2 separate regions of the Mus musculus genome follow, and region 1 is linked to region 2. A link is a loop called in an ENCODE intact Hi-C map of the cell type or tissue named here. Cell type or tissue: heart. All regions are shown on one strand. Each heading gives the region's core, and the rest is flanking DNA. Links, peaks and the distances in the headings are about the cores only.

The links. Hi-C counts contacts between places; a loop is a spot of excess contacts. Peaks named below come from ENCODE experiments on the same cell type or tissue, not always from the same donor. Only the 100,000 strongest peaks of a DNase experiment are listed, where the experiment ranks them.
Region 1: a loop joins it to region 2, with 2.1 times the contacts of the local background. A loop is called at or near these places in 3 of 42 quality-filtered maps.

What each region holds. Positions count from the first base shown.
Region 1 is chr7:89,764,011-89,780,285 of GRCm38, reverse strand. The region is part of intron 3 of Me3 (malic enzyme 3, NADP(+)-dependent, mitochondrial); the gene reads right to left. Among named protein-coding and RNA genes, the nearest start is that of Ccdc81, 130 kb to the left of the region's middle. In heart, for the core only: no CTCF peak of the experiment used is centred there; a DNase peak (open chromatin) is centred at 6,585; H3K27ac peaks cover 378 bases.
Region 2 is chr7:89,705,406-89,721,680 of GRCm38, reverse strand. The region is part of intron 1 of Me3 (malic enzyme 3, NADP(+)-dependent, mitochondrial); the gene reads right to left. Among named protein-coding and RNA genes, the nearest start is that of Me3, 81 kb to the right of the region's middle. In heart, for the core only: no CTCF peak of the experiment used is centred there; no DNase peak of the experiment used is centred there.

The sequences.
Region 1 (16,275 bases), core at 5,548-8,047, 61 kb before region 2:
GAGGAGGGGAAACTGCAGTTGGGGTGTAAAACAAAGAAAGAAAGAAACAAACAAATATCTGTCCTCTGTATTGACAATAAGAGGGAGAAAGGGACAGGGAGACTTGAACAGTTTTACATTAAACTTTTGAGCTGATGAACTGTTAGAAGACTTGTTCATGTTTTCTTTTAAAGCATCTTTACAGGGGCTGCAGAGAACAGACTATAAAATTTCCCACTTTTGAAATTTATTAAGAGCTTTAAAAAAAGTGCATATAAACTAGAGTGAAGGAATGTCCTGGATGTAGGGTTTGAGACTTTTTTCTTTCTGTAATTCTTGCTGGTGGGGGTGGGGGGTTATGATACTATTTAATAAAAGGATTGCAGGCCAGGCAGGATTCTCAAGGGGTTGCAGGGAGAGAATGAAATCCTGAGTAATGTGTACTGTTGACATGGGCATGGGGGCACGTTAAGGACCCCAGCGCCTCAGCTCCACGGGGCTGGACAAAGTCTTTCCTGAGCAAGGCTCAGAGGGATGGCAAAGCATCCTTGAGTCTGAATGTAAATGCTGACGATATGTGCAGAAAATGTCCACTATAGCTTTCTCTCCTTGGATGATTACAGCCTGAAGACTGCTCCCCTACAGAGGTGGCTCATATAGAAAATAACTAAACCTGCCTCCTGTTCAGCTGTATGCAGCAACCATGCCTCTCTGTTCAGCTGTAGATAATGAACACGCTAGCTTCCATACTTCCATGGTGCTCCAGCTTCACCATCTACATTTTTCTGTGTTTTGTGTCTTTCATCTTTTCACTTCTTCACTGCTCCGGTTAGACCAGTGCTTGGAATCATATGGCAGGTAGGGGACTGGGGGACACCTTCATATTCAGCCTGAAAAGCATCTAGACCAGTACAGAAAGAAGCTCCTGTAAAATGCTCTCTGGAAACGACTCTCAGTTCTAGACTCTGCACTCAGGGGAAATCAACATTTCCAGCAGAACAGGTGATGGGATGGATGGCTATTCTCCACTTCTGTAAGACGTTTATTAGCTGAGGAATGCAGAAGCTTGCTGGCATTCCTCCTCAGTGGCCTCAGAGTACCTCCGTACCTTAAGAAGCCCCCTTTGCAGCCCTGCTTGGCTTCACCCCAGGAACTCAATATCCAGTAGGCACTGAGGCTGTAGCAAGCATTTAAAGCAGCACCCACAAGTGATGAGGCTGCCCTGGGAGGACTGCCAGAGGAAAGACAGCAGAGACTAGGGGTTAACGAGCCGGCTCTGCAGCCTCAGCGTCTAGCCTCCAAGCCTGGTGCTGCCAGTGCCTAGCAGCACACCTATGTACAAGTTTCTTTTCTGTTCCTTGGTCTCCTGTTCTTCACAAATCATGAGAATGAATGACTTGCCAGGAGGCATTGACTTCCACAGCTGGGTGATGGTCTAGATTAGTGTGATTAGACCATCATCCTGCTGGAGGCACAGAGGCAGGGAAGAAAGTAGGAAGGTCCAAAAAGTCCTGCCTACCTCTGAGATACACAGGCATTTCCAGGATTGGAGTGAATCACTGACTGCCAAGATGCTGGACATCCTGCAGAGCCAAGGCAACAATGGGGACCCTCATCAAGGCTGGTGGCTTCTTAGAGGGACTAAGACAGAATGCTCCTGTTCCTGGGGATGCCCGGATGAGCATCTGGGTAGAGACATTCATGGGAATCCCACTGTCAACAGCCACCAAGTGGAACAGGACAGTAATTTAACCACTTGTAATTTCTCCTAGGTTTTCCTTACTTACCTCAGGGAAGCAAATATAGAACTTGAGAGGTATGAAAAAAACGTACATAGTACTATGGCAAACTGCTGATGTATGGAGCCAATTTTTTAATGACTAGATGCCTTGCTTTACATAAAACAAACATTTCCTGAGAGGTTATGAGTTAATAAGTTTCTAAACTTAAAACCATACTGTGTATGTACTCAGGATACTGCTGTGTAAGGGAAAACTGGTGAATGGCTTGGAATTCTATGACCTCTGATGTATTAGTCTGCTTGCTGTCACTGTGACAGAATGCTTGAGATAGACAATTTATAATGGTTTTGGAGGTTTCAGTCCATAGTGGTTTGGTCCATTGCTTTCAGGCTTGTGGTGGCAAAGTAGGTCATGGTAGAAATACATGACAGTGGAAGCCCTTGCTTCATGGCAGCTGGAAGACAAAGAGGAGTGGGCTATGGTTCCCAAATCCTCTCCAAGGGTATGGACCAAGCCACCTGTCTTCTTCCAGTAGGTTCTATCTCCTAAAGATGCCACTAACTCTCCACAGCACTGAAGACAGAAAGAAAGGTGCCTGGGACTGTGGGGTTTGTTTCAGATCTAAACTATAGCAACTTACTCATGGTGTCCCCAAGTTTGGCTTTTTCCTTCTGCAGTTCCTAGAAACAGAGCTTAGACACCCCTAGCTAATGTGTGGCCATCTGTGTGCACAGGGTTGACCTAAGATGATATGGTGGCAGGGCTCCTCTTTCCTGGAGCTTTGGAGTAAGGGTGAAGAGAGAGAAAGGAATCAACCCATGTTTAAAAAAACTTTCACTGAGCACCTAAGCTATTCTTCCACATAATCAACTGGACCTGAAAGGCATATTTGTTGTGGGCTGTTCATCTTGCCACAAAGCAGAAAGTCTTCCTGCTACAGTATATTGAAGAAATTGCTTCTTTTCTATTCTATTCTAGCAAGAACATTGTGTGCAACCTCTTCCAGGCACAAGGATTTGCTGGAAGGAAGCACAGCCTGGTAGCTCTTCTGGTGAATAAGCAAAATAGAAGTGGACACAAGAGAACACACCTCATCTAAGGGCTGGTGTGAGTTTACCTCCTTCACCTTCTCCCTTTGCTACAGCAATGCACACAGTTCTAGATAAAGCTACTTCACTAGCCTGGAGCTGGAATGAGGGAGACACAGAACATAGCTCTAGGTGGTTATTGGTGTGTGTGTGTGTGTGTGTGTGTGTGTGTGTGTGTGTGTGTGTAGAAGCACAACATGAAGCACAGAATAAAGCTTATTTTAAAGAATATATATATATATATATATATATATATATATATATATATATATATATTCTATGTATGATTCTATGTGTACATGCATGTAGCCACAGAGTTCAGAAGAGGACATAAGATCCCTTGGAGCTGAATTTACAGGTGTTTGTGAACCTCCTGATGTTGATAATTAAGACTTGAATCCATCCTAGTGAATGAGCAGCAATAGTTCTTATTTGTTTTAGAAATGTTTGGTTTCTTTTAAAAATTCTTCTCTCATACATAACATTCCTACTGCAGTTTCCTCTCCTTCCACTGCTCCCCCTTCTCTGAACCCTCATATCCCCTTTCCCTCCAGATCCACTTCTCCCGTTTCCCTTCAGAAAAGAGCAGACCTCCCAGGGATATCAAACAAACACAGCACCAGTTACAACAAGACTAGGCACAAGTCCTCATATCAAGGGCAGATGAGGTAACCCAGCAGGAGGAAAAGAGTCCCAAGAGCAGGAGAAAGAGTCAGAGACATCTTCCACTCCCACAGTTAAGAGTCCCACAGGAACACCAAGCTACACAACCATAACATATATGCAGAGGACCTAGGACAGTCCCATGGAGGTTTTGTGACTGCTGCTTTGGTCTCTGTGAACCCTTATGAGCCCTGCTTGGTTGATTCTGTGTTCCCACGGTGTCCTAAACCCCTCCGGCTCCTACAATTCTTTCTTTTCTTCTTCCATGGGGCTCTCCAAGTTACACCTAATGTTTTGCTGTGGATGTCTGAATCTGCTCCATCCAGTTACTGGATGAATCCTCTCTGACGACCATTGGGCTAGGCACCAATTTGTTCTTCTGGCTGGCCAATAAACATTGTTTTAAGCATTGAGATTTTAGAATTATTTGTTTAATAACATGACATGACCATGGTTCTCTCTGCCGAACAACTTTTTGTTTTTTACAGGGATATCTCATATATAAAGCAAAACTTGACACTTTGGTGAAAGCAGAAGTGAGGGCCACACCTTTTTGAAGGAGTTCTCATTTTCTTCTTCCCCAGCTAGAGCTGAAAATGACAGCCTACATTACTGGAAATATGCTATGGGAGCAAATGATGGTTATGGAATTAGATTTCAAATGTGCATCTCATTTGACTAGACTGTTTGATGTTTAATGAGGCTTGGGCTGCATCTGTTTTATTCATAGCTGTAAAACTGTAGCCTGGCATGGTGCCATGCACACAACAGGTATTCTGCACAGTATATGAATTAGGGATGATGAGTGATGCAGGATGCAGGGCTGGAATGAGACAAAGCTAGACTCAGTTACAAACTGAGCACATAAACTTACTATCTCTAGATGGTCTTGTGAACATCTAAGCCATGGACATTGTGTGAGCTGGACTTAAATGTTAAAATCCGAACCCTCTGTACCGGTGACCTTATTTAGAGATGGTGTCTTTGTGGAATAGTCAATTAAGATGGTATCATTTGGTGGGGCCTTATTTAGAAGAGTTCTGGCCTTATTAGAAGGAAAGACAATGCCAGACAGAGGGAAGACTGGACATGCAGAGGTGGAAGCGGAGATTGGCCCCTATGTCTGTAAGGCATGGAAAGCAAAGGTTTGCCAGTAAACACTAGAGGCCTGGAAGGGCAGGGGAATGCTGTCCTCCAACACTCAAAGAGAACAGGACCCTGATTTCAGAAGTCCTGTTGTCCCAAGCCACTTAGCCTGTGATAACTTATTCCAACAAAACCTAGGACTTGAAGAAGCCAAGTTTCCAAATTTTTGTATTCTAGCCCTGAATAGTGGTCATCACAATTCCTTCTCCACATGGTTCCCAATTTTAAATTAAAAAAATTTCATTATTATTTTTCATTTTTTAATTTTTACTTCTTGTTAAGTTAGTCCTTTGATAATTTAATAGACAGTTTTGACACATTCTGGTTACTCTCTTCCCCTACCCTTTCTTATCTCCTCAAACATTTGTCAAGACTCACCCCCCTCCCTAATCTGTCCCTTTCCCAGATTAATGACTTTTGGTTTACTGTGTGACTCAATTGGCCTAATCTGTACAATCATCAGATGAATATCTGTTGGCTCATGGTAGGGTCACCAGTGGGTACACAACCAATGGCAATGACTGTCCTTTCCTTGAATCTGCTAGAAGGAAACAGTTCAGCCATGATAGGTAGGGCATGCTGAGTCTCTCTTCTCTGCTCTTGTCTGGTTGCTAATGTGTCCATTCTTGTGCAATCATCTACAGTTGCTGAGAGCTCATGATTGCAGTGGCTATGTATTGCCCAGTAGAAGGCATTTTACAGTTCATTTCCCTATCTTCTGGCTCTTATAGCACAATATTCTCTGAGTCTTGGAGGGGTGATATAGGTACCTTGTTTAGGGCTAAGCACTCCACTTTTTATTTATTTATGCTTAGCACCTTGTGAACTCATAGGTCTCTGTCTTCATCACACTTCATGAAATAGAGGAGAGGCTGCTCTGATTAAGGTCAAGAGTGATAACTGTTTGGCGTTAGTTGCCAAGTTGGCCTTGGTGAAATTTCCTGGCATGGCATGAGTAGTGCCAAAGTGAGCTTGTGCAGTCTAGGCTGGCCTCTAATAAACTTATTATGTAGTTGAGGATGACCTAGAATTCCTGATTCTCCTACCTTTCCCCACAGTGTGCTGGGATTACAGATGTTATGATGCTAGGGAACAAATCCAGGATTTCATAGATGCTAGTACTCTGCCAACTAAGCTAGATCTGTTAGAGTTTCCTGAGGGTAAATGCAGGTGAAGTTTCCCCCATCTATGGAGGCCTGTGAGTTACATCTTTGTCTCCAGTTTCCATCAGGAGGCAGGAAAATTTTCTTGACGTTGAGAATTCAATTACATTGGAGAGAAAGCAAAACAAAGATAGTGTTCACTCTTGAGAATGTTATTTTTTTTTTTTGAGAAAAAGTCTCTTAACCCTTATCTTGAGGTTTTGCAAGGGAATGACCCTTACACAGGTCCTAAAATAGACTTGGAAATAAATGACAACCCCAAACAACAAAACCCATTGAAATCCATAGCATTCATTTAGACTTCTTGGCACTGAGTCCAACACAAAAGGAAGACTTAATTAAAACAGGGTCAATTGCATCAGGCAAACCTCTGCAGTGGGCTCAGGAGGAGGGACCTGCACTTTCAACTCCATAACAAAGACTCATTGTTGACAGAAAACCACCATTCCACACATTTTTGGCTGGAAGGCAGCCTGTCCTCTGAAAAATCCACAAGAAGCTATTTTTAAAGCCCATTAGCACTTTGTTAAAGTCAGCTGCATACAGGAGAAACAATCTAAGACACGTAGGAACGGGATCTGCAAACCCTGAACCCATTGGGGACTCTGCAGACCAGATACCTACAGATTGTGAAGGGAAGACAAGACCCATGGTGTGTGCGACTTGGCTGCAGTGGGAGACAGGGTGCCTACAGACAGGGCAGGTGTCAGTGGGGGGTCACTCACACTCCATTGTTGGTTGTACTTTCACTCTTGAGGAACAGTTTATTTAAGCACCCTGAAGCGCCATAGCTTATTTCCTGTACCCTGGACTGCCCATCCTGTTTGGAGTCCACTTCCCTCTGAGGTGGGACTTTACAAAGGAAGTAGATGGGTGTGTTCCCATCCCCACCCAATGGAGGGCCCCTTTCCTTCTGACCTTCTTAGATGACAGTGAACAGTGAGTGAACTTGTTTTGGGTGTGAGGCTTAAAGTCACAGGCAATGATTTTTATCTAAGTGACACCAGAGACTGGGCCTTGGAGTGGGTAGGAATTATCTTGAACTCGCACACTTAAGGTTAATCATTACCTTTAGCTGGCATGGCTTCATGTAGTATGGTTTGTGGGAAGCATAATACTGGGCACATGGGATGCAAGGACAAATGTATTTGTCTCTGGTCCAGAGGGCATTCTAATTTAGGATCAGAAAAAAAATATAGCATAATAGAGTAAATAATGAAGTCATTATTGGAGGGTTAAAGATAAGCGTAGAATACTGGAACAGCTAAATCTCAGCGTGAAAAGGTGGAGTTGACTCAGAAAGCCAATTGGCCATTTCTTTTCCTGTTTCTCCTCCTGGCTGCTATAGAATAGGTTTCCTTAAGTAGATTCAGCATTACAAAAAGAGCCATAGTGCCGCCCGCTTCCAGTGATTCCCAGGGGTGTGGACTTATGCAACTGTATAAGCACAGTATTCCGTTAGGTGGCCAGTCTCTTTTTCTCCTTCCTTGAATGTGGGTCTGGAGCAGTGAAGACAGGGCAGGAGAGATTTCCCACCAGCCATAGGCTTGTGAGATTATTGGACCTTTCTCAATCTGTTTCCCCATCTGCAAAATGAAAGCAGTAGATCGATCACATAACTACTAAAACTCTATGGCTAACTGTCTACAATCTATCAGGGCTCACATAGGTCCCTGGAACCATTGTAATAACTTGGATTTGAAGCCAGACAGACTTGGATTTTAACCTCAGATCCAGTGCAACCTGGATTGTTCATCTCTAGAATGAAGCTGGAGTCATTAAATCCACCTTGTTCGATTAAGGATATCCATGCACATCAACACAGCACCATAGCAAAACAGCTTCTTCTTTTCTTCTTCTTCTTCTTCTTCTTCTTCTTCTTCTTCTTCTTCTTCTTCTTCTTCTTCTTCTTCTTCTTCTTCTTCTTCTTTTTCTTCCTCCTCCTTCTTCTTCTTCCTTCTTCTTCTTCTTCTTCTTCTTCTTCTTCTTCTTCTTCTTCTTCTTCTTCTTCTTCTTCTTCCTCCTCCTCCTCCTCCTCCTCCTCCTCCTCCTCCTCCTCCTCCTTCTTCTTCTTCTTCTTCGTCTTCTTCTTCTTCTTCTTTTTATTAGATATTTTCTTTATATACATTTCAAATGCTATCCCAAAAGTTCCCTATACCCTCCCTCTGCCCTGCTCCCCTACCCAACCACTCCCACTTCTTGGCCCTGGCGTTCCCCTGTACTGGGGCATAAAAAGTTTGCAATAACAAGGGGCCTCTCTTCCCTGTGATGGCTGACTAGGCCATCTTCTGCTACATATGCAGCTAGAGATAAGAGCTCTGGGGGTACTGGTTAGTTCATATTGTTGTTCCACCTATAGGGTTGCAGACCCCTTCAGCTCCTTGGGTGCTTTCTCTAGCTTTTCCATTGGGGGCCCTGTGTTCCATCTTATAGATGACTGTGAGCATCCACTTCTGTATTTGCCAGGCACTGGCATAGCCTCATACGAGACAGCTATAACAGGGTCCCTTCAGCAAAATCTTTCTGGCATATGCAATAATGTCTGGGTTTGGTGGCTGATTATGGGATGGATCCCCGGGTTGGGTAGTCTCTGGATAGTCCATCCTTTCATCTTAACTCCAAATTTTTGTCTCTGTAACTCATTTCATGGGTATTTTGTTCCCTATTCTAAGGAGGAATGAAGTATCCATTCATTGGTCTTCCCTCTTCTTGATTTTCTTGTGGCAAAACAGCTTCTTGATACGTTTCAAGTTGTGCTAGACAAGCTTGTCAGAAGAGTATAGGTCAGATCCCCCCAGAGACATTGAATTTCCTGTCTCTGCTCAGAGATGGGGTGACTGCATATTCTGGTTTCTGTTTGTCTTGATACAATTATGATTTGCTTTTTCCTTTTCACTCGAAAAACTTGCTGATCTGCAGATTTAGTGCATTACATTCATTTGGATGCCAACTAAAGAAATTCAAGGCTTTTTTGTTTGTTTGTTTCAATTTTTATTATCGTTGAGGGGTGGTGGTGCTCATGTGGAGGTCACAAGGCAACTTTTGTGGAGTCTGTTCTCTCTTTTCACCCTTGTGTGGGCTCTGGGGCTCAAACTCAGGTTGCCAGGCTTTTGCAGTTGGCACCTTTACCTACTGAGATGTCGTTGCCAATCCCACCCCCAGCTTGTTGTTGTTGTTTTTTAAAGCTCATTCTTTTGGCTGTATTGTTTGAATTCTTTCCCATATAGTTCTTAAGATCCAAATAATAAGGGGCTGGAAATATGTCTTGGTGACTAAGATGTTGGTTGTTGTTCTAGGGCAATGAATGGTTCTCAACCTTCTTAATGCTGTGTCCCTTTAATACAGTTCCTTGTGTTGTGGTGACCTCCAACCATAGAATTATTTTGTTGTTCCTAAGTGCTTGCTGCACAGACAGGAGGTCCTGATGTGGATCCCCAGCATTAAGTTCTGTAGAAGCTGGCATGGCCATGCACATCTGCAACCCTAGTGCAGAGTCAAGCAGCTCCTGAAGCTTTGCCTGCCAGCTGCATGGCCAAATTGCTGAGCTCCAGGTCCAGTGAAGGAGACTGTCTTACAAATTAGGTAGCGACAACTGAGGAAGACAGCCGATGTCAACATTTGACATCTACATGTACCCAAATACACACACACACACTCACACACACATACACACATACACACTCACACACACATACATGCACATACACAGGCACATGTGTGTGGAAACACGCACACATACACACACTCAAACACACATGCATGTAGGCACACTCATGCATTCATTCGTGCATGCAGGCAGGCACATGTGCATACACACAAACAAACATACACACACACATGCACACATGCATGAATACAGGCACACATGTGCACACAAACAAACACCCCCCACAATCCCTACACTCACACCTAAATGAATAACAACCAAAAGGAGTCAGAGTAGTATAGAAAAGCAGGCAAGAAGCCACTCTGCCTCCTGTATCTGGCTGATGTCTAGATTACAGCCTTCTTTTGACAGAAAGAAAAAAAAATGTAAGAAGTTTGGTTTTTTTGTTTTGTTTTTATTCATTTTTGGCCTTCCTGGATTTTGCAAATGTAATATATTGCTCTAACCTCTTTGTTGATTATGAGATGGATTTGGCAGCCGAAATTTGCTGAGCCGAATTCCTCGGGTTGGGGAAGAATGTCTCCATGCAAATTCTTTGAATAAGAAGGATCTGAGGAGGTAGGGAAGGTATGCAAACTGAACAAGCACAGGTTTTCTTAAAAAGCCTGAACACAGAGGGAAGCCAGGAAGGACTGTCCTGTGTGTCTGTCACACCACGTGCCTCCTCTGTGGGCAGGAGGGAGGGAAGGCCACACAGATGGCAGACACTGTAGGCCACGTAGAAAATGAGCGTGGAATCTGACAGTGCCAACTCTGTTGCTCACAGATGATTCCAATTAGACCAGAGAAGGTTAATGTAGTTTCAACCATTACTTGAAATACTAAAATACGCCAAGGAACCCAGAGAGAGTGGGTACAAAAGAGTTCCTTTTTCTATCGCAATATTGACTCTTCCAGAAATAATAATCACTGATCCAGGCCCCCTTTATTCTGAGAAGTCACACTTTATACTGTTTGCTTTCTTTCCTGGCTATGAACGTGGCAAAAGCTCACACATGCCTCCACTTTATAAAATAAACTCCTTGCTGCCTCCTTCCAGGCTGCTGGTTAATCTGAGTCTCTGGGAAGCAAGGTTTCTAAGTATTCTAAGTCAAACTTTTGATATTCGAAGCAAATACTCATCAACTCATGATTCTGACACTGCTGTCTTCCTGACTCAGATGCAGCCAGTGAGTCATTTGTTTACAGATCCGTGCAAGATGGAGAAAAACATCCTCTCTGCTTGCTTTTCCAAAACAAGTTGAAGAAGTACTCACACATACCTTTTCCCACTCAGTCATAAATCTCTGCAGCTTCTAGGCACTCGCCAGCCTGTGGAGACGCCCTGAAACAACAGGCCCCCACACAAAGGCTGTAAAAGCCCCAATCCATTTCATGCAAGAATTTATGAGACAATTGTAAAGGTAGGCGTTAGAGGCTTATCTTAAAGCAATTTGTAAGCGGAAGCCCCTACCTACCCTCTTTCATTTATCATACAAGCATTTCTGGGGCTGTCACTGCAAATTAGTCATGAAATCTGGAATTTAATAAGAGAGAGTGGAACACAGTTTCAAGAGGACAAAAGTTCACTGGGAACACATCCACTTGAATCCTAAAGACCTTACTCACCAGAAGCAAATGTAAGAGACAGCAAAGTGCCTGGAACTATCGTCTCAAGAACCCTACTCATCTGATGGGGTTAATCAGAAAGGACGTATTTGACCCAATTTGTTGTTTTGACCAAGTTTAGCCTTGAAACTATAAATATCATTAAAGGAGGAAATCCCAGCACCTTCAGGTCAGACAGGCCAATGCCCTATTAGCAAAATGGTAGTAGTCCTTACCCATTGCCAGTTATATTTAAATGTAAATGGAGTAAATCTGTTAACCAAAAATTATAGAATTGCTGAATGAATAAGAATAGAGAAATCAGATATATACTTCCTATGAAAGCTCACTGTACTTGTAAGGAAACAAGCTGAAACTGAGAATATAAAAAAAAAATTCCATGTAAATGAAAATCAAAAAGGCATGGTGTTTATACTTACATCAGAAAAAGTAGACTATAAATCAAAAATTATGCAAAAGAGATAAAGGAGATTATTATATCATGATGAGAAAGGAATCAATTAATCAAGAATGCTTAATGATTATCATCTCCAAATTGGAATTAATGAATAAATTCAATAAGGTCAAAGAATAAAAAACAATTATAAAATCAGTGATGTTTCCATAAATAACAATGAACTATGTAGAAAAAGAAATTAGGAACAGTCCTATTTGGGACAGTTGTATAAACAGTTTCAGCTGGGCGTTTGATGCTCACCTGCACTCCACAGCTGGGGAAGTGGAGGCAGGGGGATCAAGAGTTTGAAGCCTAAACTACACAGGGACTGCAAGGGCAGCCTGGACCATACAGCATGATGAAATGAAACAAATAACAACCTTGGATTAAATGGTAACCAACCAGGGAAAGGATAAATATAAAGAATGTTGATGTGACACAAATAGTCTGAATAAACAGCATAGTCACTGAATTTTCCATAAGTAAAGTTATTTTGTATAATTCTTATTTCATATAAACTAACTTACAGAAGTCTCCACATCATCGGTTACCATCAGTGGAAGAATGTTGGAACCAGGGTTACACAACAGTGAACCTTTTCTAAACTATGCATGAGCAAGCTAAATGTTCTTAAACTTACGTGTTTTTTTTTGTTTTTGTTTTTGTTTTTGTTTTTTTTCTGTTAGAGTATCTTAGGTCTACACAGCTAAATTTCAGATTCATCACTGGAAAATATCAAATGTCATTGTAATTTTCATCTGCTTAGGAGGCTACTATGAAAAGTTCACATCATTATGTTAGGAGACACAGCAGGCCCACTCTTTTGTTTCTTTAGGCTTGTTTAATTTATAAATTATATCAATAATTATTTCCTAAACCCTCTATGGAAACACTTGAGATATTCATTTCAGTGAGTGGAACAGACAAAATCTCATTCTCATAGAAACTACATTCTTTGCCCTTCCATTCAATTTCATCATAATAGCCATTAAAGAAAGAAAAAAAAATTACAAAGATGACAACACAGCTTTCTGCACGCAGGGCAGAGAGAGACAGTGCTGACCTGTAGTGAGCCACTGGGTTATGGTATAGTGGTTTCTACAGCAGAAAATTATCAGAGGGCACCATGCACAGACTCAGAACAAGCATCAAAGCAGGCACTCTGCAAAGGAACTGGGACGATGGACACTGACGTACTGGTGAGAGGTGGATTTGCAGAGACTTCCTTGGAAAAAAGAAGAGAGGGCAGTGGGCATAGAAAACTTCTGTGGGTTTTCATCAGTTAAAAAGATATACAGTAGAAGGCAAGATTAAAAGAAAAAAGAACTTGTTATTGATCACCTGGTAATCAAACCCTGCTTTTGTTTTGCTTTTAAACTTAGGCTTAAATAGAAAATAGTCATGATTTTCCCTAAGTCGTCCCACGAGGTGACAGCCATGGAGTGGGCTCTCTGTCCTGTGCTGTCCCCAAACAGTGTTTATAGTATTCACTCCACAAGCAGCAGGATGGGCTGGGGCTCATTTTAGAATAGAGACTCTTGGGCTCCTCTTCTGTTACAATGGATCAGATTTTGAAAGAGGAGACTGGAATGTGTTATTTTCTATAAGTTGCTTCTTAGGAAATTTTAAAACAGGCTTGGGTCATTTACTCTCAAGAACCTTGCTGGCTTGATTATAAAAATTTGTTAATTGCTCAGACTCCTTTCTGTTTTTCTTCTACAATTACTTGAATTTAAACTCTTTACACTTTCTTTGACTAGAGAAATGCCCCCCCCCTCCGTTCTTCACTCCGGGACACCCCCACCTCTATCCTTATTGAATCTGATGAGGGTCATTCTAGTTCCATCTATTCTTCCAATAAGTAAAAAGGTCACCATGGCAACTTCACATGTATGCTTTCTGCTTGGCTGCACATGAGAGGCACTGATTGGCTCACCCGGGGTCCATCCTGTACTGGGAGACAAGGGCAATTTCTTGAAGCTCATTTGTGATGAGCACTGGACATTGTTACTAGCCCTCCAAAACCAAAGGTTCAGGACATGTGGGTCATGATCTCATCCCACTCCAGCTGTTTATTTCTCTCCAACTGGTAGACCTAGATTTGTGGACCACATTATTTTGCAAACAATGAACAAAGTCTATTCATTAATTATCCTCGTAACATAGAAACTCTTTGTGGTTACTGTAATGTCTTTTTCCTAGTGCTTAAATATAACTAAGTTGAGGAAACACTTAGAGAAAGTTTACTGTGTTCTGTGTAAATATTCTTGCTGAAATTTCTTAAATGAATCAAGCCAAAGTTTACATAAATGTTAAGCAAATTTAAGACTGCATTATTCAAAGTTAGTTATAGCTCTTGGTATTTAAGGAGTCATTGATAAAAAATGACTCATACCTCTATGGTTCTATCAGAAATGATCAGAAACAGAAGATTGCACATACCTTCCATCTATTCATCCCTCCTTCCTATGGGGGCAGATGCTGATACTTACCCATTGGCAAACAAATATGGCTGCCCTCTTTTGGAATTCTAGGATCGATTTATAGAAACAGTGCTAAGTGGCAAATAGAAAGCTATAAATCTTAGGTCTTGTCTTAGTTCTCTACTTTTACTATTTGTTCAGCTTTGAGAGGGGTCACTTACCCTCTTTTCTATTTTCTTGTCTTTACCATGTGGTGGAATTAAATGGATGAATATAGTTTCTAAGAGAGTAAGGTTTTGTCTGTTCCACTCACTGAAATGAATACCTCAAGTGTTTACATAGAAGGTTTAGTAAATAATTATTGAAATAATTTATAAATTAAACGAGCCTAAAGAAACAAACGTATAGGCCTGCTATGTCTACTAACACAATAATGTGAAAGTGTGAATGTGCATATGTGATATATATACATATATAATGTTTAAAATTCATAGATAGTATCTGGCTCTGTCCAATGGAGGGGAGAAACCATTTTAGAGTAAGAGGTGGGAGTCTGTGGTCTGGGCTGTTGTCCTGAAGCCATGTTGTTTGTGAGCCAGCTATTTCTGGGAGCCATATCAGTTCAGGCAGCCTACACTGCTACCTCTGAGGGCCATATTTGGATCTACGGTCTTACTGCAGCGAAGGTCTGTGTTGATGTCTGTGGCCTGTGTTGCCACCTTGCCACGGAAGGCCATGTGAGTGTCCATAGATCATTTTACTTGGTGGGATTCATATCTGAGTGGCCTGTGCTGTCCCCTGAGGCCATGTTGATGTCCATGGATCAAGATGCTTCCAAGGGCCTTCCTTGTCTGGGTCCATGGTCCTATTGTGTGGCTTCAGGCCAACAGGAGTTGTGTTCAGGGTCTTTGCTGTAGCCAGAAACCTTGTGGAGGCCCATGATCCTTGGTCCTGCTGACTGTGAAGAACAAGGAGGCTACTTTGATTTTGATCTGCAGACACATGGTTGAGGAGGGACAGGGAAAGCTTCTGTGACAGCCCCTACCCTCTGCCCCACTCAACCTCCAGAGTTACAGACTAGAAGGCAGCCACCAAAGAGAACTCTTAAGGAGTGTGATAGTATGCTGAGGGTCAGCTCTCTACAATTGATGCCTTCTAGTAGGGGTGCAGGAGGGGAAGAACTCAGCACTATTTAAGGGGTAGGCCACTGAGAGTTGGACCATGCACCAGTGAGTGTATAAATAACACAAACTGGACTTTAAAAATGTATATATATTCTTACTTTTACTTTTACTTTTTTGGGGGGGCAACAAGGTCAGAAGGGTTGGGGGTGGACACAGAAGTTGAGAAATGAGTGTAAGTGGGGTGCATGATATGAAAATCCCAAAGAATCAATAAAAATGTTATATTAGAAAAGAGCAATCATGTCTTTACATGAAATAAATCTGACTTGCACCACTGGTAATCGGAACATCACTGACTCTCTTAGCCTTGGCTTGAGCTGATTGATTTATAGATCTGTGATCCTGTCACTGTATGGTCTGCAGGGGTGTGAAGCCTCAGAAATGCAGAGTTCAAGGGACTTGTAAGAGCTAATCAATTCCAATCAATCTGTTAATAGGCAGGGTCCCATCTATTGCTTGCTTCCTGAAGAGATCTGAGTCTCCTATTAGCCCCTTAGGAGGCTAATTCCACACCCTCTCTTAGATTCCCCACAAGGAAGTTGTTTGACAGTGTCTGGAATGGGCTGCAGGGGCACATAGGTGAGGTTTATGTTGGCTGAAGGTAGATTTTAAAATGGAAGACTGTTAAATATTGTGATCCCAATTCAGTGTGGGAGCAGAGGGCCCATGAAGTACTTATAGTATTCTTGCCATGTGCCTGGAAAGCTTTCTGTGCAGGCGTGAAGACCCCTGGGCTTTCTTCCTGAGGCTGTATAACCAAGCATCTTAACTTGACACTGTAATTCATAGCTCTACCCTACCAGGTCTCATTGTAAGGGAAAGCAGCCTGAAATGCATAAACTTGGACTCCTGTAGATACTTGTTCTAGGAATGTGTTTGTTTTGCTGTTGTTAGAGACAGAGGGAGTTGACCATATCTTTAAGAACACACATGATTCAGAAACACTGCATTTTAGCAATCTAGGATTAATGTGAGTTTAAAAACGAATGCAAAGAGAGGCCTTGGGAAAGTACTAATACAGGCTTTTGTATTGCAACTTACTAGCACAGTCTTCCAGCAAGCCTCCCACTACTTTTTAGTCTCTGCACTTGGCAGCATAATATATTCAGACTTCTCAGGGCTGTTGTGGGATTCAAAGATAATGAAGGCAACACAACATCACAGTACTGGCCAGTC
Region 2 (16,275 bases), core at 7,639-10,138:
TGCTGTAAGGACTGGGGGACAAATACATTGTTTCTTTTTGTATCTGTCCTGACCTTAACATCAAACAATATCTACTGATGCCTGAGGTTTCTGTTAAAGGAATTCATTTGATTCAGAAAATCAGTATCTCTCTCTCTCTCTCTCTCTCTTCCTCTCTCTCTCTCTCTCTTCCTCTCCCTCCCCCCACCTCTCTCTCTCTTATTTCCTGGCTATCCTGAAACTCAAACTCACTATGTAGACCAGGCTACAGACTCTTCTTCGGTACTGAGTATATTGCTGGATACTTGAGTGAATGGCTGCTATTTATCCTCATCCCTGTTGATTGGTTGTATATCCTCACTTACTATTGGTATTAAGGTTGGGCCTCATGTCAAATATTAACTAAAATGAATTATTCACCGCTGGAGAGGTGAACGGAGTAGTATCCTTTAAAAAGTGAGTTAATGTAATATTCTATATTGCTTACACAATTGTTTAGTAAAAACAAAATTGATAACACAAGTAGGTAGATGATTTGTCCAGTGTCTTTGTTAATGATAAAAGATGCCTTGCATATTATATTGTTTTAGTACATGAAAAACTGTGGCTTATGTTATTTGAGCCTACACAGGGCAGGTGCTATTGTCCTCATTTACAGAAGAAGAAATTGAAGCGTAAATGGATCATGGTGATGTGATTTCCAAGTGACATTCAAAATCACATGAAAATAATGGCTGTTTCAACTGGTTTTTTTTGGAAGACTAGTTTATGCAAAAGTGTTGATAAGAAGCGTCATAGAAGAGGAATGGAAGAATCTGCTCCTGATGTACTTGACAACTCTGGAATTTTTGTTGTCACTGAACAAGAGATGAATAGCTAGAAAGATTATGAATCATCCTCCTCTTGGGAAAATTCAGTGTCAGTGTGAATGCTTCATGACCCCTCATTCCCAAAAGCTTATTATTTAAAATTTAAATAATGTTATTTCTGGCATCCTCATGGCCCTCACTCAACTGTACCTCCACAGTAGAGGACATCTGAGAACAAAGTAGCTTCCTTTCCCCAAGAACACAAGTGCACTTTGATGGGTCCAGCTGGGGATGATTGGGTCGATAAGTGAACTATGATTAGAGTAATAAAACAAACAGATACGCCTTGGGAGGGGCTGAGAATAGGCCTTGCACATGCATACTTGGTGTGTGTGGATGAGTGGGTGGAGGCTCAAGGATGGGACATAATATAACTAAAGACAAACCCATCAATAGCAGGATTTTCTAGCTGTTAATGCCTTACATGGACCTAATTCTCATTCTCCTGGACCTTGACCAACTGTTATCTAGCCAGGTGAACCAGGAAGGATGTTGTTTTTCCTAGGGGACAAATGGCCATTGTGAAGCAGAGATAAGGGTAACCAGTTTCTGTCTTGCCACCAGGAGATATGAATTAGAGAGTGGGTTTATAACAACAGTCTACATTTAAGTACACTGTGAGTGTTCTGGTTAGTTTTTGTCAACTTGACACAAGCTAGAATCATGTGGGGGGGCGAATCTCAATTGAGAAACTACCTCCATCACATTGATCTGTGGGCAGGCCTGTGTGAACATTTTCTTGTTTAATAATTGATGCAGAAATGCCTAGCCCCCTGTGAACAGTGCCACACTTGTGCAGGTGCTTCTGGAGTGTAAAAGAGACCAAAACAGTCAGGCCACAGGAGCAGGCTAGTAAGCAGCATTCCTTTATCATCTCTGCTGCGGTTTGAGCCTCCAGGTTTTTCCCTTGGGTTTCTGCGTTGGTGTGGCAGTTTGAATGGAAATGGGCCCTACAGAGTCATACATTGGAATACTTGTCCTCAGTTGGTGAAACTGTTTGGGAATGATTAGGAGGTGAGGGCTTTTTGGAGGGAGTCTTGAGGTTTCAAAAGACTTGAGCCATTTCAAGTGTGTTCTTTGCTTTCTGCTTGTGGAGTAAAATCTGAATGCTCAGTGGCTACCCTGCCATGCCTGCTGTCAATTGCCTGCTACCTCTGCTCAGCCATCGTGTACTCTAATCCTCTGGCCTGTAAGCCTAGTAAAGCACTTTCTTTCATAAGTTACCCTGGTCATGGTGTTTTATCACAGCAATAGAGAAGAAAAGCAACTAAGACACTGGGCTTCCATTGTTAGTGGACTCTAACCTGTAGGCCAGATCAACTCCTTTTTCCCTAAATTGCTTTTGGTCATGGTGTTTAACACAGAAAGAGGAAGACTCAGTCCACATCTACAAAGAATTTCCATTTCTTATGACAGTAGCTTCCAAATTTTACTTTTCAAAAGAGCTATTGTGCAGTCCAAACATCCAGAAATGGGCTCAACCTGGACTGTAGGATGATTTCTTATAGTTAAAAAAAGGCAGTGTTTTTCAGAAATCTGTGAAGTCAGTTCCTCTCTACCAAAAGGAGTCATTGCCAATGGGATAAATGGGTATCTGTGGTTCTCATTAGCTCTCCATATCATGGAGTTGTCATGTTATTACTTTTTGCATCTACCACTCTGTAAGGTAGGCCTTGAAAATATTCCCATTCTGTAGATCAATAAGCCGAGGCTGAGACAGTACAGAAGTGAATCCTGAGTTTCAAGTCCATTTCAACATGCTGGCTCTCTAATCCATTTAAACATTCATTCATTTAATAAGTACACTTTAAATGGAAGTTTTATCCCAGGTACCTGGCATTTGAGGGGGTTGGTGTGTATCTGTGTGTGTGTGTGTATGCAAACACACACACACACACACACACACACACACACACACACACACACACACACATATATATATATATATATATATATATATATATATATATATATATATATATATATACCTATCTTTTACTTTTGTACACCTCAGTCTAGTGATATTTTAATTCAAACCAGTTTTTTAAAGCCTTCCTATTTCAGAAGTAATATGGACTTTTGCAGGCTGGTTTAGTGCCTGGAAAGTTGGGACATCAGCAGAAGAGCACAGGGATGCACACAGATGTGTATAGAATGATTTGCCCATAAGAGGCCGGGGGCCACTAGCAAGGGAGAACAGACTTTGAAGTTAGTTCCTGGGTTCAAATGGTGATCCAACCTCCTCTGTTGTGATCCTGGATGACTTTGCTAACTTCTGTGAGCTTCAACTTGCTGATCAATAGAATGAAGATTTTAATATCCATTTCACATGATTGCCAGGAGAGGCCTGGCTATTTAGTGGTTAGCACTTGTGGTAAACACAGCTGTGCCTGGGCCCTTTCTAAACACCCTGAAGGACATGTGGAGTCCCGAGCCTTCTACTTACTTCTTTTAAAAAGAAATTTCATTCTTTTGGCCTTTACCCTCATGGTTTGACTCAGTCATCAGTTCTCAGTGTTGAGACACTATTTATTTGGGATATGTGAGTTGGTATCTATAAATTTTAACTGGTGACCTAATCCAGATTTAAACTGAATGAAACAAACTCAAAGGGGACTGGACTGAAAGGTGGAGGTTCAAGATCGCCTTTTGAATAACATGTCCATGTACTGTTATATTTATATTAAAAGAAGGAGATGAGACCTCAGCCATGCGAGTCTTGTTTGCATCAGCATTTAGCTTATATAACCAACATCGACTTGTTTTCTTTGCTCTCTCCTGAGATAGAATTTGACCCTTGTACTTGATGAATTTCAGTATTCCTTTCTTTTAATTTCCCATTCATAAGCTTGATTAGCTCCGGGGTCTATGTACTTAGGGACTATTTGCACATGGTTAAATCACTCTTGTCTGTTCTTGTTTTCCAGGAAGGTCACTGGAACTCCTGTTTATGTGGCTGGGCTCTTCTACAGAAACATCTCCTGCTCTGAAGGAGGCTGTGTTGACATTCCCTGAGACCTGCAGGGTGACCTTTCCTCTAACTGCTCCAAGGAAAACAACCTCATGGCAGAAGCTATATTTAGTGACTTTTGGCTAACAGACTCTTATAAAACCTATAGCCTGTGATAAGTTAAGTCAACATTTAAAATCTCCTTTAAATGACCTCGCCTGCTACCCCTCCAGGGAGAGATTTCAACATCGTAAACAACTTTACCATTCTCAGAGCAAGTATGCTTTCCCATGCCTCTGTGTGGATGTAGAAAAGCCTTCCCATGCCCATCTGTCCTTCACTAGAGTGGATGAAAGGGGAGGAAGACATAAACTCATACTTAATGGAAATTAATTATCAAAATTTACTGTGCACATGGAGCAGTTTATGTGTGAATTCTATTTCATGTCTATAAATGGTGACATCAACAAGGCTAAGACCTTTTCTCTCCATTAAAAGGGAGAGTTTTGCTTAGACTTATTCCTCAAGTCTCAAATTCAGGAGTTAAGTGTGACTCTTTTAATCTTAAAGAATTACCTGGGTACCAAGGAGGCAGAATATATGAAGACACATTCTTTCCATGGAAAACAATGGGGAAAAAGAAAAAAAAAACCACTACTACTATTTGACTTAACTACTAAGATAATTGAAAATTAAAATTGCATATTGCAAAAGCATGGTGGTGGCATTGAAATGACACTTGTGTCAGGGCCTATGAAGGAGATACACCAGGAAGGAGGAGAAGCAGGAAGAGAAGGTAGACTAGGAAGAAGGGGTGAGGGTTGTTCAAATCAGTTAACTTTGCCTTAGGGGTAGTTAAACCTTAGTGACGAACCAAGACTGAAGATTGGCTTTTTGTAGGGAACAAATGTCTGAACCATACCCATTCACATAATGCATTTTAATGGTTGAAGATGAATACAAACCACATTACCTAAAGCTTATAAATATGGGTCTGGGAACAGGTTCCTCACTGTTCTTTTTGTTGAGTAGATCCACCTTGCTCATCCTGCTTAATCTCTTTATTGTTTCTTCTTCATCTTCTCTACTCCTTCCTTCCTTCATTCACTCACTCATTCATTTTTTCCAGTGAGTGTATACTGGATACCTAGATCCAGTGTCTCAGTCAGTGTTCTATTGATGTGCAGAGACTCCATGACCACAGCACGTCTTAAATAGGAAAACAGTTCATTCTGGCTGACTTACAGGTTCAGAGGCTTAGTTCATTTTCTTCGTTGTAGGAAGCATAAGGGCACACAGACAGAGATGATGCTGGAGAAGTAGTTGCAAGTTCTACTTCTGGATCAGCAGGCAGCAGGAAGAGAATGTGACCCTTGACCTGGCCTGAGCAAATGAAACCTCAAAGCATACCTCCAGTAGCACACTTTTTCCAACGAGGCCACACCCACTCCAACAAGACTACACCTCTTAATAATGCCATTCCCTATGACTCTGTGGGAACCATTTTCATTCAAAGCACCACACCCAAGCAAAGAAATGGAAAGACTGAAATATAACACTCATTAGGTAGAGCTGACTCACAAAATACAAGGTGAATTGACGTGTTATTTGTTCAAAGTTACCAAACAATATTATACCACTTGTCACATACCAACTTATGGAGCAGCCACTTTTGACCATACAGTAGAGTAGGTAGTGAGAATGCAGTTGGAAAAAACCGAAGTGTACATTCAAATGGAAGGATAATACTAAATAATTACACAGACAACCATTTTAGTAGAAGAAGTACTACATAACACTTGTATATGGTGCTAAGAGAGTATGTGAGGAGCTGGAAGCCTGGATACAGGTGTTTTATTTTTGAGATTGTATGTTATGTAATTAGAAGAGGCTTCTGTGAAGAAGCTATATTAGAAATAAGACCTGAAATATGGAGAGTTAATTAATTTCACCAAGAATGTTGGGGAAAGTGGACACACATGTAAAAACAGATATTGAATCTTCTTTGTACACAAAAACGGATTAAAGAATTAAAGCACCAGACTGGAAACTAATATTTCCCAGGGGAAAAGATTTATATCATTGGTCTGGGTGATGATTTTTTTTTGATTTGATATGAAAATCCCAGGAAACAAGTTAAACATACGAGTACAACTCAAAATCCCTGGCATAGCAAAATTAACAGCTAGGAGAATGGCAGGGGGCAGGGAGGCAGTGTCTGGAGAATGGAAGAAAATATTTGCAAACCACAAAGCTTAAGATACAAAAGGATCTTGACTCAATGGAAGCAACAACAACAAAAAAGCAAAAAGCAAAACAATACAAAACGCAACCTAGCTCAGTTGGGGAAATGTTTTGCTTGGTACACACAGTCTTTCTTAGAACTTCAGCATTACACAAACCAGGTGCAGTTGTGCATGCCTAGATAGATACTGGAGTTCAAGATTTTCCCCGACGACATAGTGTGTTTGAGGCCAGGCTTGAATACATGAGGCCCTGACTCTAAGAAAGGAGCGAAAACTAAGCAAAAAATGCCCCCCAAAACTTGATTAAAATAGAGGCAAAAGACTTGAGTAGACATTGCTCCAAAGGCATATATAACTGGTCAGCAGGCCCAGGAAAAGATTTCAGTGTCAATAACCATTAGAGAAATACAAAGTAAATATGCTAGCACCTCACCTCTGCGACAGTGGCTATTAGCAAAATCCAACAAGTGTTGGGTGAAGATTTTAGGAAAGTGGAAGTCTGACCTATTGGTAGAGATGTGGAATGTTGCTGGTGCCATGGAAAAAAAGTAAGGGGATTGCTCAAAAATGAAATAAGATAAAAGTCAAACAATCTGACTTCTGGATATATTTTCAAAGGGTTGAAATCAAATTCTCAAACAAATATTAGCATATTAGCATCCTATGTTTATTGCAGCCCTGCTCACAAAAACCAGGATGTGAAACTGTTTCAAATATCCCTTGATAAATGAATGGATTAAAAATATTGTATGCATGCTCAACAGAGAATGCTGTTCAGCTTTAAAAGCAAAAAGCAAAACAAAACAAAACAAAAAAACCCTGAAAAATTAAACATGATGGGCCTTGCAGTCACTTTGCACAACAAAATGAACCAGTCCCAGATGGGCAAACACTGAACAATTGCACATGTCTGACATTTCTTAAATAGGCAACCTTGTACAACAGTGGTTGCCATAGGCTCAGAAAAGGATGAAGTAGGTATAAAATTTCAGTTATACAAAATGAAGTTCTAGAGATACATTGTACAGTATTTTCCCCCATAATGGCTTACAACAACATTTGAAATAGTTTATACTTTTATGTCTGTTTTAAAGCGTTGATCTTACATTAAGTCTTCTAGAAGAGGAGCAGTATTAATAGTAACAAGTAGAAACTCTATGGTGAAGAATAATTCTATATTCATATTTTAAACATAGTAACAATAGCGATAGCTAATTAGGCTGCATAGCACAGTGGGTTCAGCTGCGCTGTCTAGATGGAGACAAGTTCTCAAGGCGTTGCAGGAAGGGAAGGGGCATGGACACATGAACACAGACTTGTATGTGGGTGGGTGGGTGGGTGGCTTTCTCAGGACTGAGGTCTGCAGCCTTGAGGCAGAATGAAATCTCTGGAAGGTTTTCAACAGAGTGCAGAGACAAAAATTTGTTTTTCTACCAACGATCACTTTGGCTATGTCAATGAAGGACATTTTTGTTAGGGACTAAGGATGTGCTGATGAGCTGAGTTTCCTGCAATTGTCTGGATAAGGTGAGATAGCATCCTGGGATCAGACTATGGAACCCAGATGGAGAGAAGTCAAAGGATACGGTGTATTGAGAAAGGAAACGAACAGGACCTGGTGACACATGAGCCTTGAGATTGGGCGAGAGAAGGGGACAATGTCAAGGGACACTAATAACTAATAAGCCTCATAACTGGATGGCTGATAGTGGCACTGTTCAGAGGAGACACTAATGATGAGAACCACAATTATTTGGAAGAGAGACTTTTCTCATATTTTATTTTATACAAATTGTTTGGCTTTGATACATTCCCTTAGAGATGTGTAAGTCGCTGGCTATCTTGACGTCTGTCTATCTTGTACAACTTTTATAATATTTTCTTATTTGAGATTTTGTTTTAATGAAAAGAAAGCATCTCTGTGTTTTGTTCTGTGCCCAAAAGAAGTATTTAGAGACAAACATTGGGCTAGGTATTTGTTCATTCATTTGTCTCCTTGGTTCTCCTCCAGCTTTACATTATTCTGTGATGGGCGGGCAGGAACTTGTTCTGCTTCAGCCTTTAACCACTATAGAACATTTTCCTCCTGCTTTCTTTTCTTGAATTGCTTCATGGGAAATGACACAAATAAGGCATTTCATTTACCACGTTTACAGTACATTCAGTTGTTCTAGGGCTCAGGCTGCCACCACACTGAAGTGTGCACAGTTTACACCACAGAGACACATGCAGTGACTTTTGAGGTCAGTTTAAGCTGCTATCTCCAGCTCTGATTTCTTGTATCTAATTTTAACATAACTGCTGCACTTTATAGCCCTTCTGCAGACTAAAGTATTGCTTCAGGTGGGTAGGTCAGGGATGTTATCCACAGGGTGTTTATGACTCATGTTTGCAAAGGACATTATCAGGCAACCCATGAACACCACAGCACACACCAGCAATGCCATCACCACCATGACAAGACTATTAGTTTTTCTACCTTTTTATTTAGCACCTCTTTCCTAGGTATGCACTAGTAGATGTGGGATATTTGTACACCTAGCCCTACACCTATGGTGGTATATAAGGGAATATGCTATTTTGCTCAGGGGCTCACATCCCAGTGAGGTGATATGAAGAAATTGATGCTATTTAAGATAATGAGCAGCATAGATACAGAATTTTCAAGTGCTGTGAGATTGCAGAACACAGAGAAATCACTTGGGGGCTTTGTGGGTTTCTGTGTGTGTTGAAGACATGCCTTTGAAGTATCATTTTTAGACAGCTCTTTTAGACTAAAGGCATGAGACAGGAAGCTAAACAGGTATAAAGCTCCAGCTGATGGAAGATTAGTCACTATCTGGGTGGTGAGTATGACAGGGTAGTGGTTTCAGGCAGGGAGGCTGGATGTAGGCTGAGCCAGATAGATATGAGCCCTGCAAAGTTGCACCAACTGTAATGCTTTGGAGGCAATGGTGAGCCAGTGGAGGTGTGTTATAGTTTGACCTCAGCTGTGTACTGAGCAATAGCTGATGACCAATAGGGAAGTCAATCCAGCAGGCAAAAATGGTCCAATTGTCACGTAAGTGAGACCCTGGCATCTCTGGGGAGGACTGGAGAGAGGCAGAGGCTATACACCGTTAGGCAGTAATAGCAGAGCTGTTGCCATAGTCTGTGTTAAGATTTAGCATGTGGAATACCGAATCTGGTTCTCCATATGCCTTCCCTTATGGGATGAATTGAATCCTCTTAAAAGTCATGAGTTGAATCCCCCTTTCTCAGTGCTTCAGATTGAGATTGCATTTGGAGAAGTCTTAAAAGAGGAGTAAAATGGATGTTGTTATTGGAGTCCTCAAAACAATATGATTGTTTTCTTTATAAGAAATGGAAGCCAAGACACTGAACCCAGAGAGATGACCTTGTGAGGACACAGTGGGAAGATGGACATCTCCAAGCCAAGAGGCTGAGCTCAGAAGAACCCCGCAAGCCTGCTTGCACTGTAACCTTTTAGCTTCTCGAAATATGAAAGAATGAGTTTCTGTTGTATAAGTCACATTGCCTGTGGCATTTTGTTGTGGTAACCTGATCAAACCAACACATTTCCTGTTAGCTAAATCTCACCATGGTTCAAGCTTGTGTGGATAGGGGATCTAAGAAGTCTTCTGGGGACTGAGACCATGTTTTCTGTTTTTTATTTCACCCTCTTCATCACCACAATCACAGAAAACATAACAGCATATGCAAGAGAATTATGGAAATTTGGTCACTTGATCAAGAATGTCACTAGGTTGTTTTGTCCGGGTTCTAGCTTTGTTCTAAAAAAACCTGCCAATTGGTTCAAAAAGCTCATGATGACTCCTTATACTGCACTAGTTTAGATCTAGATTCTTAGGCTTTTGGGAGGGACAATACTCTAGTTCAAACTGGAATGACCACTGAGCTTTGCTGACAAACTACAACTTGGAAAAATGATATATATGTAAAGAGAATCTGTCCTCAAGGAGAAAAGCCATTGGAGAAATTAAGGAACATTTTATGGAACTGATATGTCTCTAGAGAGGGTGACTTCATTACTATATACAAAGAGAGAGAGAGGAAGATGAGCCTTAATTGGTTGCCTTAATTGGGCAAACATAGAGACGCTCCTGGAAGTCTCACTGTAACCAATAGGAAGACAGAGTTTCACAGATCGTTGCTTGATGAGACTAAGTCAGCATCCAAATCTAAGGTGATTCATTTACCTTGTGAGATAAGGTGTGGTTACATTATACCAACAAGAAGGAAACTTTTACACCACTGTACTTTTAATTTGGAGATGTCAAGTTTTCTTGTTTCTTGTTAGCAACAAGAAAAAAGATGATAGAGAACACTCTGGATTATCTAAAGATGATGCCTCTCTAGTTTAGCAGGACCTGGAGAGGATACTTTCTGGTTATTCCTCTGAGGCAGCGTACATTAAGGGGAGAAATGTCAGAATTTAGGAGATAAACAACCAGCATTTAAGTCATGGCTCATTGGTTACTCTGCATATTGCCCCATGACAGTTATTTAATCTTCCATTGTTCTGAGAATCGTCTATGGTCATCTATAAACATGACATCCTTCTGTACAGAGTGGCTGTGAGCATTCAGTGTGAATGTGGATGAAGGAAAACAACACAAAACCCCAAAACAAGAAGTTGACTAGAGATGACGAAGGTGGGCTTGGCTCACTACCAGGAAAATGACTCACTGGTGTATGCCCTTGTCCCCAGTTCATGATTATTGTGACAAATGAATGTGGAAGGTCAGAAGTTCTCCAGCCTTCTACCACTCAGATAACAAAAGAGAGCAAACAGCTGCCCTGGGCAAGGTATTCTGCACAAAGCAGACAGACTCCCTCTTCTAGGCACCAAGAGGTTGAGAGAGTACTAAGACATATCATAAAGGGGTATTCTTATAATAAACATAATAAAGAATAAGGGATGTTCCACAAATGTAATAGGAGCAAAAGAGCAAAAAATATAAACTAATATTTTCTATTCTGGCTTTATGCTTAATATTTAACAAGACAACACTTGCATATCACATGCAGAAAGACTTTGAGACTCAACATATAGCTCCTAAGTTTTGAAAGTGGATCATGAGCCTACTGCCTACTGCTATGTTCTTAGTTTAACAGAATTCCTAAGTGTAACGCTAGTAAAATCTAGGCACATACTGGAGAAAATGAAAAAAAAGTTTTCCTTCATCCTCTAGACATAATCATTGTATCATTTTGATCTATTTTCTTTCAGTCCGTTTTCTATGACTACCCAAATAAGGCATAAAAACAAAATTTTAGTTTAAACCAAGTTGAGATCCTCCTGGATACAAAATTTTATATTTGTCTTTGTCTCCACTTAGAATTAAATGGTTAATACTTTATCATACTAAAACTCAAAGAATCGTTAGAAGCTAAACCAAACCAAACCAACCAACCAATCAACCAACCAACCAAAAAAACCTAAACATGTTACCCAAGTATTATATAATAGTGACTTTGTTTTGTAGACATGTATCTATAGAGCTTATTAGGCACTTTTGACTTATGAGTAGATATGATCATTATATGATATATATAAAATTTTCACTTGACAGATGAAGAACTTGAACCTAGAGAGTTAAGTGGGATCTGATTGTATTTAAAGTCCATATATTTAATACTATAGTAAGAGAAGTTAAGAATGGTCAGAACATTTCTTCCTTGGCTCAGTAGGTTGGGTCCGTAGAGACTTTGTGAGTGTCTTCTATGAATTGGACCCTATGCTGGCCCTAGGTCTCCAATGGGAAACCAGGAGTTCAGACAAGGCTCCAAGTCTGTCAGACTGCAGGTCTCTCTCATTCTATTGTATCCTACTTAAGGAGAAGTATTTTCTCACTGGAGTTGATGTTATGGGCAAAGCTGGCCCAGAATATGGCCCTCTTGGAACACAACGTCACAACTAGAACTCTTCTCTCTTGTGAGGGCAAGGGTGTCAGGACTGCTTCTGATGGGCTTCCCTTTTCTCCTTCCAGGCCCCAGACAGTGTAATGTGGTCCAGGTGACGCGGGATTTGCCTCATGGGTTCAGATACCACCAGGCAGGAACAACTGTCTTTAAGAATTACACATTGTTCTTATAACCCCAAGCTTTGGCATTTGAATCCACCAAACTTCAGTTATAGAAAACTCCTTTATGTTTTTTCCCTTGACAGCTCACACTGTACTTCAGACTGCTTTGATAACTCCCCTAACAATTGCCTTCATTTTTTGAAACCAATGAAATGACATGTTTGAAGGGATTATTCTTTTTCCCCCTATGGAAAGTACATATAACTCATAATGTTTTAATAATAGTAACCAGATGGATTGAGGGGGATCTGACAAGGGCTTTCTTTAGCTAATTTGAGAACATACTGAATTTCAGCCTCTTTTGCCTAATATAAAAATGGGCAGAATAAAAGTGCTTTATAAATTTCCTATGTGTGCAATGTTAATATGTTCATCATGGTCAGGTAAAATATATTAAAAGTTAACTCTCCCTTTTTCCATTTTAAAAGCAAAGGTTCCAGGCTTTATCCAGGAAATCCCTTGAAAATATTTGGCTATTAGAACTACATGGTCCTAAATAATAATAGTTTCCACTCAATATTTGAGTAAAATACCTAGTCACTGTACATGCCCTGCATTTCTTTTCTCTGATTCTCAAAGAAGCACAAAAGGCTTTAAACAAACTTCTTATCTATATAGAAAACCATAAATTGTAAATGGTAGAAGGGGCCTTAATAGCCATCTTGTCTACCTTATTCTTCCTGTAGATGAAGAAACAGAAAGTTTCAGTGAGTTTTACACATGAACCTCACCCCACATGTAATGACCATTCACCATATCCCCACACATCTATTCTGCTTTACTTTTCCTGAGCTTTCCACCATTTTCTTTATTTTTTTCATTACTTTTTTCAGATAAGATCCTGGATGATAATGGAAATGGGCTAGGCTATGTTCAGGTAAATTTGGCAAAAGAGAACAGGGAATAGAGAGAAGGCTCTGAATTAGCCAGAAAAAGTATAGTCAACGAGTCCAGAGAAGGCAAGGAGCCAGGTTATATCTGTGGCATATTCAGATCATAGAATCTGTTATCAGGCTACAGGAGAGTGGTAAGTAGATAAGGGGAGCCTTTGTAACAGGTACTCAGAGGAGCTGCACTCAAGGGCAGGGTTCCCCAACAAAGCTAAGTCAAGAATGTGGCCAGAGGATCCAGGGGAACTGGAATTAAAAAAAATATGGATCACAATTCCAAGGAACACATTCACAAGGTCAAGGCAGAACTAGCTTCCGTCCTAGAGTTCTTAGGATGAACTTGAAACAGTATGGAAGAAACAATTACTGCTTATCTAAGTACATCACATAATAAGTAGTCATATGATTTGCTTCGCAGTGTTCTGCGCATCCAGACTGGGCCATGTGATTACTTCTAGTCAAATGACTGTGATGGGAAGCAAAGACTATGGCAACTGCACATTTTATTGTTAGTCAGGAAGCCCTGACTATCCTAGAAAATAGATCTATTGTCAGCTCTGTTCTGTGACGTACACTTCTGGAACATGCACAGTCTTAGACACTGTATGATTATTTTTTGGGGCCTGAGGACTTAATGAGTATGTGAGAAATGCCTTTGATCAAGAAAATATACCTTGCTACACAGGTGCTGCCTCTGAGAACAAAGTAAGAGCAAAGACATTTCCTCTATAAAGCCAAAGTGCTCTGCTATTACAACAGCTCATCTTGGTGGAAAAATAAAATTGAAAAGAGTGCAATGGTGGGGATTTGTAAGTTATAAAAATACTGAGGCCGGGGATTTAGCTCAGTGATAGTATGTCTATCTAGTATGCACATGTTAAAAGGTGATATCAATGCAAACAACTTTATGTGATTGCAAATGGGTACACTTCTATTTATATCTTATCTCAACAATGAATGAGGCAAGTGTTATTATTTCCACTTAGCAGGTCAGGAAACTTAGGTACAGAAAGTACAGATAATTTCAGGCTGAGAAGATGACCCAGTGGATAAAGCATTTGCCAGACAAGCAGGATGACCAGAGCTTGAATCCCTAGAACCAATGTGAAAACTGGGCAGGTGAAGTAGCTGCCTATAATCCCTGCATCTAAGAGACAGAGTCAGGGAATCCCAGCTCTACTAGCTGGGCTCATCCAGGTCTGTGTTCATGGAGTTATCCTGCCTCAATAAATAAAGTGGAGAGTAATTGAAGAAACACCTGAACCAACATGGCCCTCCAAATGCACCTGTGCACATACACGTACCCCACATACATGCAAACATTCATACACGTATATACATATCCTACCAACATGCATTTAAAGAAGAAAGAAAGTATGAAAAGTTTAGAAGACAGTTGACACAAATACTCTGAATCAACAAATCTATATATTTGCAATGGATTATTGTAATGAATAGTTAAGAAAATACTATTAACTATGTATTGGCTCCTATAGTTAAAGCCAAGTCAATTCATTGTATATTATGTAGTTTTTTAAAATTAGGTATTTTTTTCATTTACATTTCAAATGCTATCCCAAAAGTCCCCCATACCCTTCCCCGACTCCCCTACCCACCTACTCCCACTTCTTGGCCCTGGCATTCGCCTGTACTGAGGCATATAAAGTTTGTAAGACCAATGGGCCTCTCTTTCCACTGATGGCCGACTAGGCCATCTTCTGATACATGTGCAGCTAGAGACACAAGCTCTAGGGGGTACTGGTTAGTTCATATTGTTGTTCCACCTATAGGGTTGCAGATCCCTTTAGCTCCTTGGGTACTTTCTCTAGCTCCTCCATTGGGGGCCCTGTGATCCATCCAATAGATGACTGTGAGCATCCACTTCTGTGTTTGCTAGGCCCAAGAATAGCCTCACAAGAGACAGCTATATCAGGGTCCTTTCAGCAAAATCTTGCTAGCGCATGCAATGGTGTCAGTGTTTGGAGGCTGATTATGGGATGGATCCCCGGGTATGGCAGTCTCTAGATGGTTCATCCTTTCATCTCAGCTCCAAACTTTGTCTCTGTAACTCCTTCCATGGGTGTTTTGCTCCCAATTCTAAGAAGAGGCAAAGTGTCCACACTTTTGTCTTCATTCTTCTTGAGTTTCATGTGTTTTGCAAATTGTATCTTGTATCTTGGGTATTCTAAGTTTCTGGGCTAATATCCACTTATCAGTGAGTACATATCATGTGAGTTCTTTTGTGATTGAGTTACCTCACTCAGGATGATGCCCTCCAGGTCCATCCATTTGCCTAGGAATTTCATAAATTCATTCTTTTTAATAGCTGAGTAGTACTCCATTGTGTAAATGTACCACATTTTCTGTATCTATTCCTCTGTTGAGGGACATCTGGGTTCTTTACAGATTCTGGCTATTATAAATAAGACTACTATGAACATAGTGGAGCATGTGTCCTTCTTACCGGTTGGAACATCTTCTGGATATATGCCCAGTAGAGGTATTGCTGGATCCTCTGGAAGTACTATGTCCAATTTTCTGAGGAACCGCCAGACTGATTTCCAAAGTTATTATGTAGTTTTTAATGTAAAGTGAACCACCTTAAAGTTAATGGCTTGGTAACATTAAAGTGCCTTTACAGCTGTGCAGTCATTACCTCCATCAGATTCCAAAATACATTACCCACAAAGAAACACTTTACCCATAAGACAATTGCTTCTTATTCCTCCTATTCCCTAACCCCAAGTAAACTCCAGTTCTAAGCAATTACTAATTATTTTCTTTGTCTGTAGATTCTGGATGAAATGTTACAGTATACAGCCTGTATATTCATCTGGCTTCTTTCATTCAACATGCTATGTTTAGGTTTATTCATGTTTTAGCATGTGTCAGCATGTCATTTCTTATTATGGTATATTAATATTCTATTGTATAGGCACAATGCAAATGGTTTATTCTTTCATCTGTTGATGGATACTTAGCCTGCTTGTCCATCTAACTGTTGATGGATAAGGCCTTGTGGGGAGCGGGTGTGGCGGCAGTCCCAAAGGCGCCAGGGACTGCAGCTAAGTCATATGACTTGCACCTGACTTCCTCATATAAGACACAAACATCTTGAGTGCTGCACAGGTGTACCAGGATTCAGGTGAATCCAATTTGGTGGAGATTTGCCCCTGCTGCCCTGATTAGCTGAAGCTGCGTGCCTGGTGAGGTGGCGTGGCCTGCTGTGCG